2 separate regions of the Homo sapiens genome follow, and region 1 is linked to region 2. A link is a loop called in an ENCODE intact Hi-C map of the cell type or tissue named here. Cell type or tissue: PC-3. All regions are shown on one strand. Links, peaks and the distances in the headings refer to the core of each region. The heading gives the core; the rest is flanking DNA. Region 1 has its middle 49 kb from the start of LINC02104. Region 2 has its middle 80 kb from the start of LINC00604.

Region 1 (10,718 bases), core at 3,794-8,793, 590 kb before region 2:
AATACATAATAGACAATGAAATATAAACAATAATTCAACTCATCTATTTATAAAATCATATATCTTCATCAGTAGACTGAAACTGTGCATTATCACTCATTAAGAAAGAGATTTTTGGCTCAGTCTTCCTTAGCTGAAGATGAAGACTGGAGAAGATTCTGATTTCACATGCTGATATTAACTTGCACTAACTGCAACACTGGAAATGGTGATTGCTTTATCAGCCCGTGTTCCTGAATACAGAGATGGTGGCAACTTGCAATGGACATGTTGCAAGAAATAAGTCTTTATTGTTTTATGTACTGATATTTTCTGGTTATTTCTTACAGCAGCATAGATCAGCTTACCTGACTACTATCGCAGTTGTCTTTAATAGAATTGTGTGCTGAAAATCAATTTCTAATTTGCATACATTTGTAAAAGTTTTGGATTAAAAAAAAACCTGTCTGACATGACTTCTAGAATGGGTTCTTCTGAAGCTGTCAAGTTCCTCAGTAGGGCCCCACGACTGATTAGAACAAGTTTTCTTTCTGCTTCACTGTTGTCATCCAGTTGAGAAAAATACTTTTGAAGACATTTTATGAAGTCATTAATGTGTCTTTTTATGATGTTCAGGATATTGTCAGCAGGTTTCTGAAATGCTAACATAATTTAGTTGTTCAGCTCTAGCAAGGTTTTCAATATTTGCTGGTTGAATATTCGTTAAATGAAGTTAGAGAACTCCTTCCAAGGACCCTAGATTTACTGTACAATAATATTAACAGCTACTGTTTATTAGGTATTTACTGAGTGCTAGCTACTGTGCTTCATGCTTTATCAACTTTATTAAATTATTTCCCACAGCATCCATATAAAGGTAGGTACTCTTACTATCTCCCATTTACAACAAAGAATAAGGGCAGATAACTAGAAGGTAAAAGAATGCAGACTTGGGCCAGGCACAGTGGCTCACGCCTGTAATCCCAGCACTTTGGGAGGCCGAGGCGGGTGGATCACGAGGTCAGGAGTTCAAGACCAGCCTGGCCAATATGGTGAAACCCCGTTTCTACTAAAAAAAAAAAAAATACAAAAATTAGCCAAGTGCAGTGGTAGGTGCCTGTAATCCCAGCTACTCAGGAGGCTGAGGCAGGAGAATCACTTGAACCTGGGTGGCAGAGGTTGCAGTAAGCTGAGATCGTGCCACTGTACTCCAGCCTGGGTGACAGAGTGAGACCAAAAAAAAAAAAAAAAAACAAAAAAACAAAAACAAACAAACAAAAAATCCAAAATGCAGACTTGAATCCAAGTCTGTGCTTGTAACCTCTGATTTCCATGTGTTGGTGGCAGCTGAGTCAGAATTAGGAACCATATTCCTGTTTTAAACTGTCTAAGGGATGTACAGCTGAATCCTTTCAATGGGGCCCTGTCTTGGGATGGACTTTCCTCAGGTGATGTGGCTGACGGCTGCTTGAAGAGTGCCTCATTTCTGGAGATACCTACCCCTATTGTTCCAGCTGTGTCTTGGAAACCCTTTAGTAGTATTTTAGGTGGGAGAGTCCAACACATAGTTGTATATGTGAGTGTGGTTAACAAGAGGAAAATGGACCATCACCATTGCTCTCCCCGTCTTCTTCCTCCTCTTTTCTTCCTTTCACCTGGCCCAAGTGCCTGCAAGTCATAGACTACCTCCACCCCTTCTGTGTACCACCAGTAATCCTCTAGGTACTTACAGGGGTATAAATAACTCACTTTGGATACAATGGGTCAAAGCAATGGTCCTGATGACAATACCAAAAAATGTATAGAAGGATCTGATCACTGTGATGTCATCTGTCATCACAGGTGAGTTACATTGGACTCCCACTCAACTTTTGGTGAGTTTATGAAGTTATGTTCATATGCAAAAACATAATAACCCATTTTATGTCAAACTAGATACATACCCCTGTAGCTGCTTGAGTTTATTAATCTTAATTCTTTTCAAACTATTTAATATGTTAGCATGTACCATATCAAGAAAATATATTCTGCAAGTTTACTCCCATCTGTTGTGGAAAGTAAAAATTTGCCAGAAACTTACATATATTTATAACAATGTATGCTCACCTAGTTCTAATAATCAAGGGTTTGGCAATGAAAATTGGTTTGTATTTAAACTCACTAATTCATAAAGCAAGTACCGGATGATGTGTTGTATGTTCTCTTAGCCAGAGCAGCTGGCTATGTTTATGTAGGTAGTGCCTCTCCAAAGGTGGCTGAACAAGGGCGCAATGAAAGGCTGAAGTCCATCCCAAGTCTCCTGGCTGAGCCCTCTCTCTGGAACACGGCTATGTCTGTCTGGAGGAAGGCACACATTTTCTTTTTTAAAAAATGTACTTATTTTTATTTTTATTTTTTTGTGCAGATAGACAAATTTGACTGAATATTCTTTTTTTATTTTTTGTTTTACTTTAAGTTCTGGGATACATGTGCAGAATGTGCAGGCTTGTTACGTAGATATGCATGTGCTGTGGTGGTTTGCTGCACCTATCAATCTGTCATCTAGGTTTTAAGCCCACATGTATTAGGTATTTGTCCTAATGCTCTCCCTCCCTTTGCCCCCCACTCCCCGACAGGCCCCGGTATGTGTAGAAAACAAAACACCACATTTTCTCACTCATAAGTGGGAGATGAACAATAAGAACACATTTTCTTCTTACAAACACACTACCAATTTGCCAGGTCATATTCCCAAGAGGCTAAGATGCCTTTTTTTTTTTTTTCCTTATTTATTCTCCTATGCCCAGGCTTGTTATGTGCAAGCTTCAGGCCCTTATTTTTCTGGGTTTGAGTCAAATCTTTATTTCATGGCCCAATATGGAAACTTCTTTATACTCTGGGTCAGAGTAATTGCCTTTAGTTGAATATTTGTCAGCTTTCTTTTTCCTGATTTGAATTTACCAGAATTCCATGCAGTATTCTAGGCATAATGTACCCATTGTGATTATAATTTTCTAATGATTTTCAGGATTTCTATTTCTTTTAGGTTATGCCAGCCTTTTGGGATATTCTTGATGAAGCTATTGGAAAGAAATGTTTTCTATTTTGAAATTGCTTAGCTGGTGAAGTTTAAGTCTAGAGCTGCTGGCAGCCATCCTAGCCACTCTTGAGGATAAGCTTCCTGAGTATCTAGCCAGTACTGAGGAAGGAAGAGGAAGGAAGGAAGAAAAGAAAGAAGAGGAGGGAGGAGAATGAAAGATTTGATATATTTAATCCAATCCAGGACCTGGCTTTAGCCATTTCTGAACTTCCTTTTACAAAAGCCAAAAAAGTTCCTTTTTTATTTAAGATAGTTTGAAGTAGACTTCTATTTTTTGCCTGATACTGTCCAGTCAAATATAGTATGAAATTTATGATGTCCATTTCTAATCTGCTAGAAGTGAGGAGGGTGGAGTTATGAGCAAGTGTCTGCTTTGGTTAGGCTGTGTTAAGTACATTATATGTTATTATTATTTAAGCCTTAAAACAACTCTGTCGATCAGGTATTGCTAATGCACAGGATAAAATTTAAAACATTAACAGTATTTCCCTTAAATTTGTAGGAGTAAAGTTTAAAAATTAAGTCAATATATATGTGTATATATGTCTGTGTATGTATATATACCTGTATATATACATACATATCTATATATATGTATGCATGTATATATAGATACACATATATATCTATATGTACATGTACATTTATTAGTGTGAAACAAACAGTACTGACCTGTTAGTGGTAAAGAGACTTCAGCTCCCTATTTACAATCAGTGCAAAGGTTTCCAAGGTTATCAACTTACTTGTATCAAAGAAGTCAACACTTGATTGAAACCATGAATTGTGCAGATAAATACTGAGAAATGTGTTTTGATTGCACCACAGACAAGTAGCTTGAAAAAGGAGACAACTGAGATGCTCTAAATTACTTGAAATAAGGTAGAGGAAGGAATGTAGCAATAGCAAATTAAGTAGAAAACATTCTCTTCTATGTTTAGTACCTCGGAGGGAAATGTGTGGGCTGTTACAGGTAACTTGCTCTTTTCACTTAATGCCCTCTGCCTGCATGAGTTCCTCTGAGATGGCCCTAACTGCTTTATGTTAAAATTAAGGGGAGTGACTCTCTTGTGGAAAATAATATAGTGGATTTCTGTTTTCAGTTTCTTAGCCTTGCTACAGCAACCTATGCCACCACCACCAGCACTCACACATCACAAGCCTAGAATCTTTCAGTTAGTTGGTGTCATCCATAGGATAAAACCTCCAAACCTCTGAGAATACATCACACTGAAGCCCCATGTGATCAGATCTAAATCTTGCCTAATTGGCCAGCTTTATTTCCTTGCCTATGGCTTACATTCCAACTAAACCATTCTGCTGCCAGTTACACAAACACTTCATGCTATTCAGTGCTGCTGGCCTTTGCACACGCTGCTCCTTCTGCCTGGACCCTCTTCTCTAGTCCTATGTGTCTGACACACATCTCATTCATTTTCTTGCAGGTATGTCCTTGACGAGGTACCTAAATTACCTTGAACAGAGTTAATCATCTTGTCCTCTGTGCTACTTATACCTTTGCTTCTGTAACATGTGGTTTTTTGTTTGTTTTTGTTTGTTTATTTGTTTTGACTATCTGATATGGTTAGAATAACATTTCCATCCAACACCCATTGATATAAATGAGGGATTTTACTTTGGGAATTAGTCAATTATAGTGGATACAGTCATAAGTTTTTGAGTCAAACTGCTTGGGCTTAAATCCTAGTGCTACTTTTTATTAGCTGTGGGACCTTGGGTACTTACCTTCCCTGGGACTGTTTTCTCACCTGTAAAATGGAGTAATATTAGCATTTCATAGGATTACTGTGAAGTTAAATAAAAATAATCTATGTCAAGTGACTGGCGCAAGGAATGTTCTCAACAAATAATGTATTATTTTGCCTATTAACTCAAGAAAGAAAGGTGACCATTGTCAGGAATTGGCAAAACGTATGCAGGGAGCATAAGTAGGCCATTTTCTGGACATGGCGTGGCGTCTCCTCTATTTTCCTCACTTGCTTGTGCACAGCAGCTGTCCACAAAGCTGACTGAGAAAAAGGAACCACCGTCACTGCCAATCACCCAGGAAGACACTCATGCCTTTCTGTCTCCAGACATCTCCAAAAGTTTCAATCAGGTAATCAGCATATATTATTGCTGATTTGGGGACATAGTGAACAGCCTTCTCCCAAATTCTCTACCATACTTTGCTGCCTGAGCTTTAAAAGCTCTGGTCTTTCTAAGTCTCTGTTGAGTAGGTCTAGCTGCTTCTGATTCTGTTCCAAAAATCTTCTTTGGGATGAGTGAATGAAACCCAGTTCTGGCAGGTTCTAGCACTCCTCCTGTAGTCTAAGGGTCTCAGACAAACCACCAGTCCTGCCTCTTCTTTCCAAGAAAAGGCACAACAATAAGCAATCTCATAGTGGGAATTCTGGAAGCATCAGTGTCCCATCCTAGCCCAGCCAGCCAAAAATGCTCATTTAAACTGACTATATTCTTGTGGCTACCTAACTAGTGTCTTTACCAGTGAATACGATTCCATGCTTTGGGCAAGTCCAGGTTGCAGACAACTGCAGAAAGAAGCATGGCCAACCTGTGCTTGTAAAACCTGGTTAACCAGGAGAACTGCACCAAGGGATATCACTCCTACTTATAGGTCAGTATGTCTCTCACAAACTGCTTTATTTACAAAACCAAATACTGTTTACTTGGTTAGATAATCTAAGACATACTTTCATTTAATCTGAGTCACTATATCTTTTTGCTCCAAAATGAAGCATGTATTGAAGTTCTCTGAGTTTCTGTTCAGTGTCGAATGAAGGCAATTTTAAAAACTGATTAAAAAGAATTCCTCTTGGATTCTTTTTAATTCTTCCACCTTCCTCCGAGGGTAGTACTAAAGACGAACCAACATCATACTGGATTGAGCAAGTCACCAGACTGTATTTTAACAAAGCTAATGTGAACGTTGACTTTTGACCCTTGAAAAGTGGTCACAGTGAGCAGTTTCCTCTTACCTATTAGCATCCACAAAAGAGTTCCAGGCATTTACACTTAGAGAAAATCACCTGGCTATTTCAGTGGAATAAGGTGGACAGCCAAGGTCAATGAAGCATTGCAAGTTTCCCAGCACTTCCTGGAGGCAGAATAGGGACTGACTTTTGTCTCTCTCTCCCTCTTACTGTCTCTCTCTCTCTCTTTTAATGGCATTTAACAAATAGCAAAATAGCATCTGAGAAAAACTTTAAATAAAAACCCCAGATGATAAACTCTTGGAGGAAGAACCTATTTTTTTTAAGCATAGTGTCTTCTCCCCACCCCGCCACCCCTTCCTGATATCTATTCTCACTTTCTGAAATAAACATTTTACTTTGCTAATGCTGTGAGGTGTGGGCTGGGAAGTTACTCGTTCTCTCCTTCACTCATAGAACAATTTCTTAAGGCCTAAGTGAGAATTTTACCTACCTCTTTCAAATGAGGGGATCCTTACTAAATTTAACATGCAATAAAAATTCAGATCTGGAAATCTCAGAGTCACCTCATAAGAGTTTTGCTTTGCTTTTCTTAGGCGGAGGAACTATATCAAGTCCTCCATCTAGCGGTATCACTTGGAATTGTTTGTAAAAGTGTTCTAATGTGAATTTTGGGAGCAGAAGATATTTATTGAATTTCAAATTTTAACTGACTAGCATGATAAAAGTGGATAAGAGAGAATTAAAAGATAAAGTGCCTAGTCTCAAAGAGCTTATAATGTAATGAGAAAGAAGTAAAACTTTATAAAATCAAAAATCTAATAAATAGTTTTCAAACCTAAGTATAGGTGCTTGACTCCTTTCTTCTCCTAAGGTCATCACTGGGCAGATGTGTCAGTTTGCATATGCTTGGGGCAGAAAAGAGGAAAGGAGTTGTTTGCCAATCATAGAGTCAGAAAAGAGAGGAGATCCTATCTGCAAACCAAAGCTCCAAGTGCTCCTGAGACAGTCTAGGAGCAGCGAAATGATTTTCCTTATAAGGCTCTGGGATAGGGGAGCTGAAACATCCTAGACCTGACAAGAGACCAGTACATCTGGGGGAGCCTGGTGGAAAATCCAAGGATACTCCAGATGCTTGAGAAGGTCAACCAGCTGCCCAGGCCAGCACCTCAGTGACCCTAGGAGGGTCTTCCATAGTCTAAAGAGTTGTGACATGCTGAGGTGAACCTTTCTTTTATCTCAAGATCTGGGAGGAGCCCGAGAATCTTGTGACTCCTCTCCCCATCCATTAATTCCAGGATTGCAGCTGGTTGGCTTGTTGTCATCAACAAAATGAAACATATCTTCTTTGTCTGACAATTTACAATTGCCTGGGAGATAGGCCTGCCAATTCTAAGGTATCTCCCTCCTAATAATAATAGTACCAGACAGCCTGTGGGACCACACCAGGATGAGGAAAAATATATTAATGTTCAAGAAACTATGCTGGAAGCCTATTAGGGCATACTTCCCACATAAAATGAGTATTTCTGGATAGCACTTGATAGGTGCTTGGTATCTCCTGAATTTTGTCCTGGCAAATCCTGTTTGCTGTTATCCCTGCTTCAAACACTCAGTGTTCCTCTTTCTTCTCTGCTTCCCGGGCCTGCTGCTGGTGGAATATTTGCGTTTGCAGTTGTCTCTTATACTCCTAAGCTAAACCACTGCATCTCCAAAATTCTCCTCTTCATCCTTAAGTTCTTTAAAACCTTCATTTATGCAATCCTGTTCCATAGCATATCTTTTCTATTATTTTGCTTTTCTTTGCAATGTTTCTTGAACTTGAACTTTTCCTGTACACATAACCTCATTCACAAGTTGTTTCCTTGCCTCCTTTTCGAATCTTACCTTCCTGTCCTTGGCCAACTTTTTTTTTCCTTCTCTGCCTCTACTATTTTGTCTAATGATTTCTTCTGTTTCCTTCTCCTGTCTCACCTTTGTTCTTTTTTAATCAGCTTCTTCCTGTAAGTCTTGAAGGGCCCTTCCACAAAATTCATGTTCAAGTCCTGCTCTTTTCTGTATTTCTGTCAAATACGTTCCACCTTCTCTTGGAAGACTTTTTGCAAGACGGTTTCAATTTTCTGCTTTGTCTCCTCTTTTTACAGCTTATCCTGTTCATTCTCAAGTTTAATCTGTGCATTTTCTATTTCCATAAGGTGCGCCTCCTCTTCCTCTAGCTGTTGCACTACCTGCTTTTGCACCTGGATGCTGGTGACCTGGGCATTCTGACCCAGTTGCGTGTTCTCCTCCAGCTCTTCCTGAAGCTCTTGAGTTTCTCATGTTTCCTTGGCTGATTAGTCTTCTGCTCGGAATTCTGAGAACATCTTCTCTTTCACCAGTTTCTGCCTCTTCAGCTTTTCATTAAATTCTACCTCTGCTTTCTGCTCTTCACTTGTCTTTTGATGGATACAAAGCAATTGACCACAGAGCTGCTTGCGGCATGCCCTGAATCACTGTCTAGCTTTTCATCCACAAAATTGTATCCCTGTTTTCCTTCTGTTTTAATGATCTGGCTTTCTCTCTCAGTCTATCTTGTTTTTCTCCTCCATTATTGCTTCTTTCAATTGCATTTCATTCAGTAAAATACTCATTTTCTTCCGAGGCTAGCTTATTTTATCTTTCTTCAGTGTTGATGGAATACTTACTTTTAACAGGTGTGAGCAGGCTGAAAGAGAGCCATCCCTCTAAATGATTAGGACAGATGACTTTCCTCAAGCTGGATTTTGAATTTAGTAGCAGAAATCATATTAAAAAACCTTAAAACACAAAAGACTGTAAATTTGAAGCAAGAAATGTAACATTTAAAAATGAAGATTGTGAAAAACAGGATAGACACTGCTGAATATTGTCAGCAATGACCCAAAATGTTAGTGTAAGGAATCATAGCAGTAAACAGAAGAAAAAATAAGTGAAAATTAGAAATGAAAAATGACAGGGTAGTATACACTCATGAAATAAACCATTTCAATTAGTAAGACTTTCAGAAGGAGAGAAAGAAAAAGAGGAATAACAAAAATCAAAGAATTAATATTAAAAAATCCCTGTGAGCTGGATGAAGACTTGAGTTTTTAGATGATAAAGACCATGTAAGTGCTGGAGGTGTTTAAAGAAAAAAGAAATACTTCTGGCCACATTCTAGGGTGCTTAACAGACCTGTACGATCAGTAGTACTTCTTATTAAGCTTCCAGACAGAGAAAACAAGTTACAAAGAAAATATTGACAACACTATCGATCTTTTTATCTGCAATACAGTAAAATAGAAGACAATGAAGTGATATTATGGACTTTTGAGTGAAAAGAGCTGTGATTCTAGAATCCTGTTCTCAGGCTTTGTTTATGAATTGGGGTGAAGATGTGACATTCTGAGATCTACAAGGACCTAGTAAGTAAACAACCCATACACATTCTTTGAAAATGTTACTGTAAAACTTCAACAAAAATTAAATCAGCATTTGATTTTACGTTGAGGAAGAATAAAGTATGTCAGGGAGAAAGATAAGTGATAAATCACATATATGTAATTGATGTGTAAAATTATCAGAAACCTATAGGGTACAGTAAGAAAACACTATTCATTCCTCTGCCTCCAAATGAAATCTAAGACAGGTCTAATATTGGTCATTCTCAGATAAAAACAGTATTCTCTAGTCACTTAAAAAAATCAGAATAATTTTATCCATCAGTTAAAATGTCAATATCGTGTAAGAGTCAACCTTCTAAACTCCATTCTAAATTAAAACTTTTTTGCTTCCCCTGCTCGGAATTATCTGACAAAGAATTTAAAGCAGCTATTACAAAAATTATCAAATGAGTAATTGTGGGCACTCTTGAAACAAATATTAAAATAGAAAGTATCAGGCAAGAAATAACATAAAGAAGAACCAAATGAAAATTTTAGAACTGTAAAATATAGTATCTAAAATTTAAGAGAAAACCCAACAGCTCACTGAATAGACTCAAAAGTAGAATAGAGATTATAGAAGAAAGAGCAAACTTGAATATAGAACAATATAAATTATCCGGTCTGAACAGCAGAAAGAAAAATGTTTGAGGAAAGAAAGAACAAAGTCTTAGGGACCTATGATAGTACACAAAAGCTATAATATACATGTAATTGGAGTTATAGAAGAGGAGGGGAATAAACATAGTGCTGAAAAAAAAATTTGAAAAAATAATGGCTGAAAACTTCTCAAATACAATGAAAGACATAAACCTAAAAATTTAAGAAGCTAAGTGAACTGCAAACAAAATAAGTCTGAAGAACTCTAGCCCCAGAGTCATAATAACAAAACTGCTGAAAATTAAAGACAGATAAACTCTTGAAAGCAACCAGGAGGCCGGGCGCGGTGGCTCACGCTTATAATCCCAGCACTTTGGGAGGCTGACGCGGGCGGATCACGAGGTCAGGAGATCGAGACCACCCTGGCTAACATGGTGAAACCCCGTTTCTACTAAAAATACAAAAAAACTAGCTGGGCTTGGTGGCGGGCACCTGTAGTCCCAGCTACTCGGGAGGCTGAGGCAGAAGAATGGCGTGAACCCAGAAGGTGGAGCTTGCACTGAGTCTGGGCAACAGAGCCAGACACAAACACACACACACACACACGCACACACAAAAGCAACCAGGAAAAAACATGGCACATTACCCATAGAGAAACAATGATTCAAA
Region 2 (10,718 bases), core at 3,221-8,220:
CCTGAACTAATGCCAACATTACTGATCCAATGCAGAGCTATGCCTAGATGGGGAAAAAAATGTTTCAGAGAAACCCAAAACCATCTTAACTTACTATTCCTGGGAATCCTGACACCTTACTCATTTAAAACTCTACCAATAAGTAAATTCTACTATTGGAAATATTCTAACACTAAAATAACACTGGATCTCACTAGATGAGCTCAATTTGGTTTAGTTTCTACCTACTCATAGGGTATGAAAGATCCCATATATCTTATTTAAAATTTAAGACAAAATGAGAATGTAAATTTATATAGCCATTATGAAGAAAAATGTAGAGAGTTCTTAAAAATGAAAAATTACCATATAACCCACCAATCCCACTACTGGGTATTTATTCAAAAGAAAGGAAGTTATATATCAATGGGATACCTGCACCACCATGCTTGTTACAGCATTATTCTTAATAGCAAAGATTTGGAATCAACCTAGGTGTCCATCAAAAGATGAGTAGATAAGAAAAATGTAGTAAAAATAAGCAATGGAATACTATTCGGCCTTAAAAAAGAATGAAATCCTGTCTTTTGCACCAACATAGATGGAACTGAAGGTCATTATGTTAAGTGAAATAAGACAGGCACAGAAAGTCAAATATACATGTTCTCTCTCATATGTGGGAGCTAAAAAGTTAATCTCATGGAGGTAGAAAGTAGAATGATAGTTATCAGAGTCTGTGAAGAGTGTGTGAAAGGAGAGGATGAAAAGAGGTTGGTTAATGGATACAAACATAGTTAGATAAAAGGAATAAGTTCTAATGTTCAGTAGAAAAGTAGGATAACTATAGTAAACAACAATGTATTGTATATTTTAAGTTAACCAGAGGAGAGGACTTGAAATATTCCCAACACATAGAAATGATAAATGCTCGAGGTGATAAATATCCTAAATATCCTGAATTGATCATTACACATTCTATGCATGTAACAAAATACCACATGTACCCTATAAGTATGTACAACTATTATGTATCGATATATTTTTTAAAAAGATTTAAGGAATGAGGTTGGGGCTTGAGACACTGCTAACCTTCTGCCAGGACATGTGGATTCTACTGATAGATCCATTTGGTTTTTCTGAAACCAGCTCCTAACCAAGTCTTCAGGTCTCTTTTCCCATGTGACACCTGAACAAGTGAATGCAACTGCAGACATGATATTCAAATTTTGCTTGTCGTGTCTCAGTAGCCATGATGGATTGACCCAAACAAGATTCAACAGGAATTCCTGCCTGGCGTAGTTCTCACTGGTTTAATTTGATTCGGTATTTAACAAAGGCTGCAGAGATTAAACCAATTTATGTTATTCTTCAATCCAAAAGCCCTTGGTGAGGTTTGCTGTTCCCTAGGTCTGAAAATTGCCAGTGTAGCTTACATGCACACTCATCACCACCAATTGCTCCTCACTTTGGACATCTCAGAGCTATGTAGAGTTGTCGAGTTTATACTAGAATGGATTTTAATTTGCCCTTTGGAAGCCCCTATTATAGGCCCTTTACATGTGAATGGGATAGCTGGCTTTGGCCCGCTACTGTTCTAACTGTGGCAGTGTCAGCTGATGCCTCAAAATGTAATTGACTAGGACCACTCTACTTGCTCAGCCCTCCAGCTTGGACATGCACTTGCCCTGAAGCCTGGCAAGTCCATCTTTATTTTCTTCAAATTACATTATCAGATTTAAGAACCCTTGTGTCTGTGCTACTGTCTATTCTCACATTTAACCCAACAGATTCTGATTTCATTCTGTTTAATGGCCCAGCTTTGGCACTATTCATGCAAACACTAGTTATAGTGTTTATTTGTCATGAGTTACAAACAGATGAGCATAAAACTCAGAAATAATAAGTGAACTTCCTTGTTTTTCTTTGCTATTTTATAAATCTATTCTGCCTAAGAGCAAAGAAGGTTTTCCAAATTTTATTTTTTTTAATTTTTAATTTTTTGGGGTACACAGTAGGTATATATATTTACGGGTTACACAAAATACATTGATGCAGGCATACAATGCATAATAACCAAATCATGGTAAACGGGGTATCCATCACCTCAAGCATTTATCCTTTGTTCTACGAACAATCCAATTATACTCTTTTTTTTTTTTTTTTGAGACGGAGTCTCGCTCTGTCGCCCAGGCTGGAGTGCAGTGGCGGGATCTCGGCTCACTGCAAGCTCCGCCTCCCGGGTTCACGCCATTCTCCTGCCTCAGCCTCCCAAGTAGCTGGGACTACAGGCGCCCGCCACTACGCCCGGCTAATTTTTTGTATTTTTAGTAGAGACGGGGTTTCACCGTTTTAGCCGGGATGGTCTCGATCTCCTGACCTCGTGATCCGCCCGCCTCGGCCTCCCAAAGTGCTGGGATTACAGGCGTGAGCCACCGCGCCCAGCCCAATTATACTCTTTTAGTTACTTTAAAATGTATAATAAATTTATTATTGACAATAGTGACCCTGTTGTGCTATCAAATAGTAGACCTTATTGATTCTTTTTTCAAAGAAGCTCTCTTTATAATCTTAGAGTTAAATTCTGTAACTTCTGAGATTTCTCATTACTCATTTCAGGTTTAAATTAAGATTTTCAGCTCAAAAATTAGGATTTCCTTTCTAAACTCTCTTATATCTAGATTACACTCTAAAACTCAGGAGCTATAGCAAGACTGTAGCATCGATAGTAGAATTGTCCACTTCATAGTCTTTACATATTGTGTGCTAGTGCTGCTGATATGTAAAATAATTATGTTATAGACTTTGTTTGACAGCATGCCTAGGCCGGTGCTATACAACAGTAATATAACATAAACGATAGCTATTATTTTAAATGTTCTACAAAGCATATTCCTAGATTCATGTATAGCTTTTTAACTCCCCAAAAACCTAACTACTAATACCCTACTGTTGACAGGTAGCCTTATGGATAACATAAGCAGTCAAGTAAAACATATTTTGTATGTTATATGTATTTTATACTTTCTTCTTACAATAAAGCTAGAGAAAATATTAAGAAAATTAACCTCTATTAGTTTGATATTAGAATTCTCCATTTTCCTTATTTTTTCTCTCCTTATTCATATCTTTGTGTTTTACTTTCAGTGAGACTTCATCAACTTCATGTTCCAATTCTTCTTTTAAATTTTTAATTTTTGCTATATTGTGAATGTATAAGAGCTTTTTCTTATTCTCTTCTAATTCTTCTTCTATTCCTATAGCATCCTTGACTCTCTGGGGATATTAATTATTGCTTTAAGGTAAATTTTCTTCTGTTCTTTGTTTGCTTGTTTTTTTTTTTTTTTTCGAGCTTTTCTTTTCTCTCTGCTTCTTCTGTGATAGAACTTTCTAAAAAATCCAGACTCCGCTTTGCATTCATTTCTAAGACTGATACACTGAAACCCTCTGTGTTTGAGTGAGGCTTGATACTGCTGAAATCCAACCCATAGATGTTTTCCTTGGGAAAATACATGTGTGTGTGCATGCACTTGTATTCCCTTTCCTCTTTCTCCCTGGCCATTGTGATCCCCAGAGGAGGAGGCACCAGTCTTTTCCATTGAGATTTAAGTGTAGTAGATGGCCTTTGCTAGGGTAGGGAAAGGGAGCTGAGTGCCTTATCATTCAGGATGCAGCCTTTCACGTAACCCCTCTCTTTTGAGTTGGTTACTTCATCCAAGCTCTCTGCCATACCTTGTGTCTCTGAATTCAGAAGCCGTCTGGTTCAGCTGCTTCATAGAATAAATCTCTCCTCTCCTGCCAAAGTAAGAGAGGGACAATTACCTGGATGTCCAGGGTGGAGGCCTGGAGGTCGAACTGACTTTTTTGCAGACTTTCACCCAATTCCTCTGTTTTCAACTATACCACACTTCCACCTTTGCTATAGACTGAATGTGTGTGTCTGTTCCCTCAAAATTTATTTGTTGAAATTCTAACCCCTAGTGTCGATGGTATTAACAGGTGAGGACTTTGAGAGGTAACTAAGTCATGAGTGTTGAACCCTAATGATTGGGATTAGTGCCCTTATAACGGGGACCTTAGAGAGTTTTCTCATTCCCTTCACACCATGTGAGGATACAGGAGAAGTTGGCAGTCTGCAACCTGGAAGAATGCCCTCACCAAAACCCAACCATGCTGGCACCCTGATCTCAGACTTCCAGGCTTTGGAACTGTGGGAAATAAATTTATGTTGTTTATAAGACAAGCAGTCCATGGAACTTCGTTAGAGCAGCCCAAACTGACTGAGACAACCTTCCACAGCACCTGGTGTCCCTAGTTTTTTGGTCTGTCTGTGGCACTTCAGAATGCATAAAATTGCTTCTCACTGGTATACTATCCACAAACACTTAACTTTCATCTTTTTAAGCTTTCTGTGATCTGCTAAATCAATTCCCAACATCTCGTATAGTTTTGTCTGTATATATTGTGGTTTGTGGTTGCATATGTTTTCCTAGTTTCACCAGAGTTGGAGTGTATATTCTGTTCTAGTTCTCCTTATTGCTTTGGGGTGATTTTTTTTTTTTGAGATGGAGTCTTGCTCTGCTGCCCAGGCTGGAGTGCAGTGGCACAATCTCTGTTCACTGCAAGCTCCGCCTCCCTAGTTCACACCATTCTCCTGCCTCAGCCTCCTGAGTAGTTGGGACTACAGGTGCCCACCACCATGCCCACCTACTTTTTTGTATTTTTAGTAGCGACGGGTTTTCACCGTGTTAGCCAGGATGGTCTCGATCTCCTGACCTCGTGATCTACCTGCCTCGGCCTCCCAAAGTGTTGGGATTACAGGCATGAGCCACCGCACCTGGCCTGCTTTGGGGTGATTTTTAAAGAGATGTAGGAGAAACGTCAACTCAAACCAGAAGTTCCTGATCCCTTCTTTGCCCCTTCCACTTCTACTGCTTAATTCATATCCTTATTGACTCTCACCTATACCTTTAAAGTATCATCTAGCTGCTCATCTTATCTCCAGTTATTTCTCCTACAATCCATCCTTCACATATAACCAGATCTGATTGCACTCCTCCCCCAATTCAAGAACTTTCAATGACCATCTACAATAAAAAGAACTATGTTCTTTCCCAAAAAAAGAAGAAAATTATATTTACTATTTATTAAGTAGAAGTGGATCATCATAAGATCTTCATCCTCATTGTCTTCACATGAGTAGGCTGAGAAGGAGGAGGAAAGGAGGGATCGGTCTTGCTAACAGGAGTGGCAGAGGCAAAAGAGGTGGAGGATGTAAAAGGGGAGGCAGGAGACACAGCTTCACTCAGTGTAAATTTACGGAATTACATTGTAATTTCTGTCTGGCTTTTTGTCTTGTTATTTCTTTAAAAATGTCTCTATATGGTACCAATCCTTCTTCCATTGTTTGCTTTAGTTTCAGTGCCCATTTTATAGGAGAGTCCATGTCATAAAAGATCCAGGCCCTCTGTTGCCATCACATAGGAGCCTGTGGCATAGCGTTCATTCATACAACAGGAGTAACTCTGCCCAGGAAAGTGATTCACTGGCTTTAACACTTCCACAGCCTTCTGGTATGTTTACATTTTCTTCCTAACTCAGTAATAAAAGCCTTGGCCTGGTGAGGTGGCTCACGCCTGTAATCCTAGCACTTTGAGAGGCCAAGGCGAGCAGATCGCCTGAGCTCAGGAGTTCGATATCACCCTGGGCAACGTGGTGAAACCCCGTCTCTGCTAAAATACAAACAATTAGCCGGGCGTGGTGGCGTGCATCTGTAATCCCAGCTACTCAGGAGGCTGAGGCACAGGAATCGCTTGAGCCCTGGAGGCGGAGGTTGCAGTGACCAAGATTGCGCCACTGCACTTCAGCTTGGGAGTGAGACTCTGTCTCAAAAATTATAAATAAGTAAAATAAAATTAAAAACCAAAAAAGTCTTAGAGTCTTAGGGACAGTTGCTGTCAGATATTAAGACTGAATGAGGCTTAATGGTAAGCATGTGGCAATTCACTAGAGGTGGGGAGAGGAACACTGAAGAGGATGGGTATCTTGTAGAACACAGGAGGTTGTTGCTGGTCAAGCACTATGGTAGCAGATGCTGAGATGTTTGAGGTACCATATGTTTATTGGGGCTCAGCATCAGTAAGAAGAAAGAGAAGGAAGAGGATTGAGCAGAGGGAGAAGCTAACTGCATGATACAGACCTGACAAATCTTCAGCCTACCAAGCGGAAAGCCTCGGAGAAAATATTGCTTATCAGAGTTGTCCTGTTTTGAGACAAAATGGTCAGATCATTTTATCACTACCTCCCTGCATGAAGACTGATCCAAGAATGGCATGACCTCACATGAAGCAGCTCTGTTCATTTGAGGCAGACCTTGCAGGAAGTGACAGCTGGAGATGGCTGCCAAAGCAAGTCCTTCTTTGAAAGGGATCTGGATGGGGCATCTCCTTGTTTACCACAGAGTTCTAGCCACAATTCAAGCAATATTTGACACCAAGGTTTCCAATCAGGTAAACAAGGCACCAAGATAGAAGATTCAAGTCTTGAGGGGCAGAATATTGTGGAAAGACTGTCCCTGGTGTTCAGGATTTAGCTACAAGAACGATATTTTTGAGGAAGAAAATAGAAACAAGGCAGAGTGGTGAAATGCATGGCTGTGGTGCTGGGCTTTAGGATGTGACTCTCGTTATAGGCAAAAACTGGAGAACAAGAGAAACCAGAATTTGAGAGCAGTAGCCAATGCAAAGCTCTGTCAAGTAAAATAAACCACCAGCACAGGCAGGAGAGGAAGGCAGTGAGTAGAAAGGAAAACCAAGTACTGGAAATCATTGCATAGAAGGAGCTCAGAGACAGAAGGCCATGGATCCACATTTGTTACTGTAAACAATGATGCTAAGGTAAGACAAGCATTCTTCTTAATTCATCAAGAAGTGTCCAATTGAGTATTACTTTCCATTACTTCAGCATTAATAGAATATGGAGTTTTCATTAAAATAAGTTGCACAACTATTTGACCAAGACTTTTGTTAACAATCTCTCAATAGGTAGACATGCTTCATAAATATTTTTCATTTGTGAGAGTGTTTTTTTTTTTTATTTTTTAAATTTTTTTAGATGCAGTCTTGCTCTGTTGCCCAGGCTGGAGTTCAATGGCAGCATCTCGGCTCACTGCAACTTCTGCCTCCTGGGTTCAAACCATTCTCCTGCCTCAGCCTCCCGAGTACTGGGATTACAGGTATGTGTGACCACACCCGGCTAATTTTTGTATTTTTAGTAGAGACGGGGTTTCTCCATGTTGGCCAGGCTGGTCTCAAACTCCTGACCTCAGGAGATCCGCCCACCTCGGCCTCCCAAAGTGCTGGGATTACAGGTGTGAGCCACCGCGTCCAGCCGAGAGAGTTGTAATGGCACAGGAAGACAGCAAAGTTAACACTTTCGGGAAAAGGTACAGGTCTTTTTGCTTTAACTGAAAATAATTCTAACTTAATTTCCGAGATAGCAAAATTAGTTCTGCTTTCTGTTACAACAAGGCTTACTTAGTTTACATGGCCAGGCCAGTCATAAGGAAGCAAAAGCAACATTCTGATAATTTAATTAAAATGCCTATTTTTACCTTCATGCTGCTTAAAAAATATTACTTTCAATTTTGGGGAAAAAATGAAAATTGAACTGATACCAAACATTGAGAGCATCAGGCTAAAAGCAATTTTAAAAATAAATGTGTTCATACATTTTTTAAAAAAACAAAAATTGATGCTAGTGGTAGCATGCATTTTGTAACATTGTAAGAGAGAAGATAAAAGTTTTACTTGCCTAAAGCACTGAAGAGATCATAGCTCTCACAGGATAAATGAATAGCTGCTACTTTTTCATTTGATTTTCCACTTTGTCCACCACACTCCTTTTGCATTCATCTTTTAGGAAAAAGATGTTATAGTAGGTTGTTTAAAAATTTGAATCAAATACCTTTTTTGTTGTTAAATGAATTATGCTCAGGAGTGTTATTATAAAAAGCTACTAAAGCAAAAGTCAGGAATAAATATCACTAGATGATTAGAAATAAGGACATTAACATATTAGGGATTCAACGGTTTAAGAAATCCTAATTTTATGGAGATGATAAGCCCTCTATGACAACAACTATTTAAGTAATTACCCTTATTGTTTGATGGATTGATTATGTGTTAAATTATTTAACACCAGTTTGTAAGATTTCTTTTGAGATGATGAAACCAGATGCAAACTTCATTTGCTTTTCCTCGTCTGTTTATACAAATATATGTATTTGTTTTTTATGTGGTGTATAAAAGTACAATCAGAGCTAATCTGTGCTATACACTGAATGTTTGTGACCCCTGAAAATGAATATGTTGAAACCTAATCTCCAACATGATGGTATTTGGGGTTAGTGCCTCTGGGAGGTGACAGGTCATGAGAGTAGAACTCACATAAATTGGATTAATGCTCTTATAAAAGACACCCCAGAGAATTCACAAATCCCTTCTGCCGTATAACAACACAGTGACAAGATAGCCATCTATGAAACAGAAAGTGTGCCCTCAGAAGCCATTTGGTCTTGATTTCAGACTTTTCTGTCTCCAGAACTATGAGAACTACATTTCTGTTGCTTATAAGCCACCCTCTGTTTGGTATTTTGTTATAGCAGTGTGAATGGACTAATACAATATTGAATTCTTTCAGCTGGAAATCTGTAATTGGTGTTTTTTCCATATTTACAGTACAATGACAAATAACATCCTTGGCGATATCAGAAGGTCTGGTAGAAGGTTAAAGCATTTTCTGAACAATTAAAATGGATTATCTCATGTTTAGTAGATTGGTAGTGTTCTGAGTGTGTTTCTGTGTAAAAATTTTAATTCCTTAAAAAGTCAATAATATTTAAATTCTAAGCATATTAAAAAATTTGATTAAAATATCTCATCCTCTAACTCTCATATATGTTTAATATGTCTTAGAAAGTAGAATTCGTAAGTTTTAAATTCTCTTAATATTGAAACTACACATAACAGAAGAAATTTTTAAAAATGTATCTACCTATCTAAAGTTAGACTTCCCAGAGTCTTACTGGACCAATAAAAAATACTTGCACAATCCAAACTTAGACCCACACATTCAGATTTGATTTTTAAAGACAGATACCTTGAGTCAAGAAAAAGAAAATCACCTGCCATAGCTATAAACACAGTTCTTTAGGAAAATTTTTATTATTTTTTCCTTTATGGGTTAGAGTGAAAGAAAAATAGATCTGAGCTGGGGAGTTTTGGGTAAAAATAATATATACAACTTCAGACAGAAGGGAATGAATCAATATTTATTGAATGCAAAGTGGTCCATTTTGCTGATTATTTTTGCTACCTTGAGCGTAATCGACAGAAAATGGAATTCAGTTTGAAATTCAAAATTGTTTTGCTGTGGTCATCCTACTATTTTGCAACATAATCACTAACACTTATAATAAATTCTAATTTAATTCTAGTCCTTTCTATAGGTTATCATAAAATAATCAATGTGGAGAAATCAATTTCTCCAAGTTAGTCCTACTCTCAGAAACTGGCCACAGCATGAGACTTACAGGAAACTTAGAAGTAACAGTTCTCAAAGAATATTATCTTTATAGGATGGGATCTCCTACAAGATGGCCAACTAGACACAGCCAGGAAACACCTCTCCCCTGATAGACACAAAAATATCAAGTAAACTATTCCACTTTTAACCAATCTCAAAGAGAGGTGACACAGGCACTGGGGTTGAAGAGGGAGGAAGGTGGGAAGCCTGCGCGAAGTTGCTGAGTGCCGAGACTGGCTCCCAATCCTGAACATGTCCTAAGGGGCCGGTGAGTGAAGGAACTCTGGGGCACCACATATCCCACTGCAGACCTCTGGGATCCTTGCTGCAAGAGATTCCGTGATCCCCATAGACATTTGAACTGGCAGGGAGAACTACCCAGAGACTTGAACCTACACAGAGCCCCAAAGGTTTTTCCTGTGGGGCAGCTGCCCCAAACACATCCACAGGCACCCATACCCCAGGGCTCTCCACCTTGCTCTGAATAACTCTAGCCCCTGCTGACTGCCAGTCTGGGAGATAGCAGGGCTGCCTTTCCTGTGGAACTGGGGCACACCTGATCCATGCACCTCCTTGTCTGCCAGCCCCTCCCAAGGCTGCCTACCTGGCCACTCCTGCACAGCCTCCACTGCCCCACCAGTGTTTTACCAGTGGCCTAAGAGCAGTTGGCTGCCTTCCCCGCAGTAGGAGGCCAGAGGACAAAGCCGCAGGTCTCAATGCCCCTAAGGTTCAAGCACACCATCCAGGGGCATTGAGCTGAGATCTGTGGCCTGAGTTCAAGCAGGAAAGGAGCCTCCACTCTCAGAACAGAGAAGAGTAAGGTGCTGGTTCCAGTGCCAGTGCAGGAGCTAGGTGTCCCTCCCTCTGCAAGACCAGTCCAGGAAGCCTGTAGCCTGTTGACATACCACAGCTTTTGCCTCAGGGAGTCCCAAAGCCTGGAACTCCTGGAATAGTAGGGCAATCTAGGTTCAGAAGGCTTGGGACAAATCTAGCTCCTCAGGGCTACTCCTGGGGCAGAAATCAAAGGGAAACCCAGTCAGGGGAGCGTGACCTGGGCAGCCGCTACAGCCATTCGCTGGGCAAAAAAAAACCTGGGTCACGGTCATTATACCAGATGCGCATCCATGACACCAATGCCTGCCTAAGGGTCCTCTGCC

What was found. Peaks named below come from ENCODE experiments on the same cell type or tissue, not always from the same donor. Only the 100,000 strongest peaks of a DNase experiment are listed, where the experiment ranks them.
Region 1: it touches region 2 in a loop (5-fold over the local background); 1 of 110 quality-filtered maps calls a loop at or near these places.

What each region holds. Positions count from the first base shown.
Region 1 is chr5:39,563,985-39,574,702 of GRCh38, forward strand. It overlaps the pseudogene CFAP53P1. Among named protein-coding and RNA genes, the nearest start is that of LINC02104, 49 kb to the left of the region's middle. In PC-3, for the core only: a CTCF peak has its summit at 6,645 (motif pointing left); a DNase peak (open chromatin) is centred at 6,617.
Region 2 is chr5:40,155,123-40,165,840 of GRCh38, forward strand. No RefSeq gene overlaps it. Among named protein-coding and RNA genes, the nearest start is that of LINC00604, 80 kb to the right of the region's middle. In PC-3, for the core only: no CTCF peak of the experiment used is centred there; a DNase peak (open chromatin) is centred at 5,509.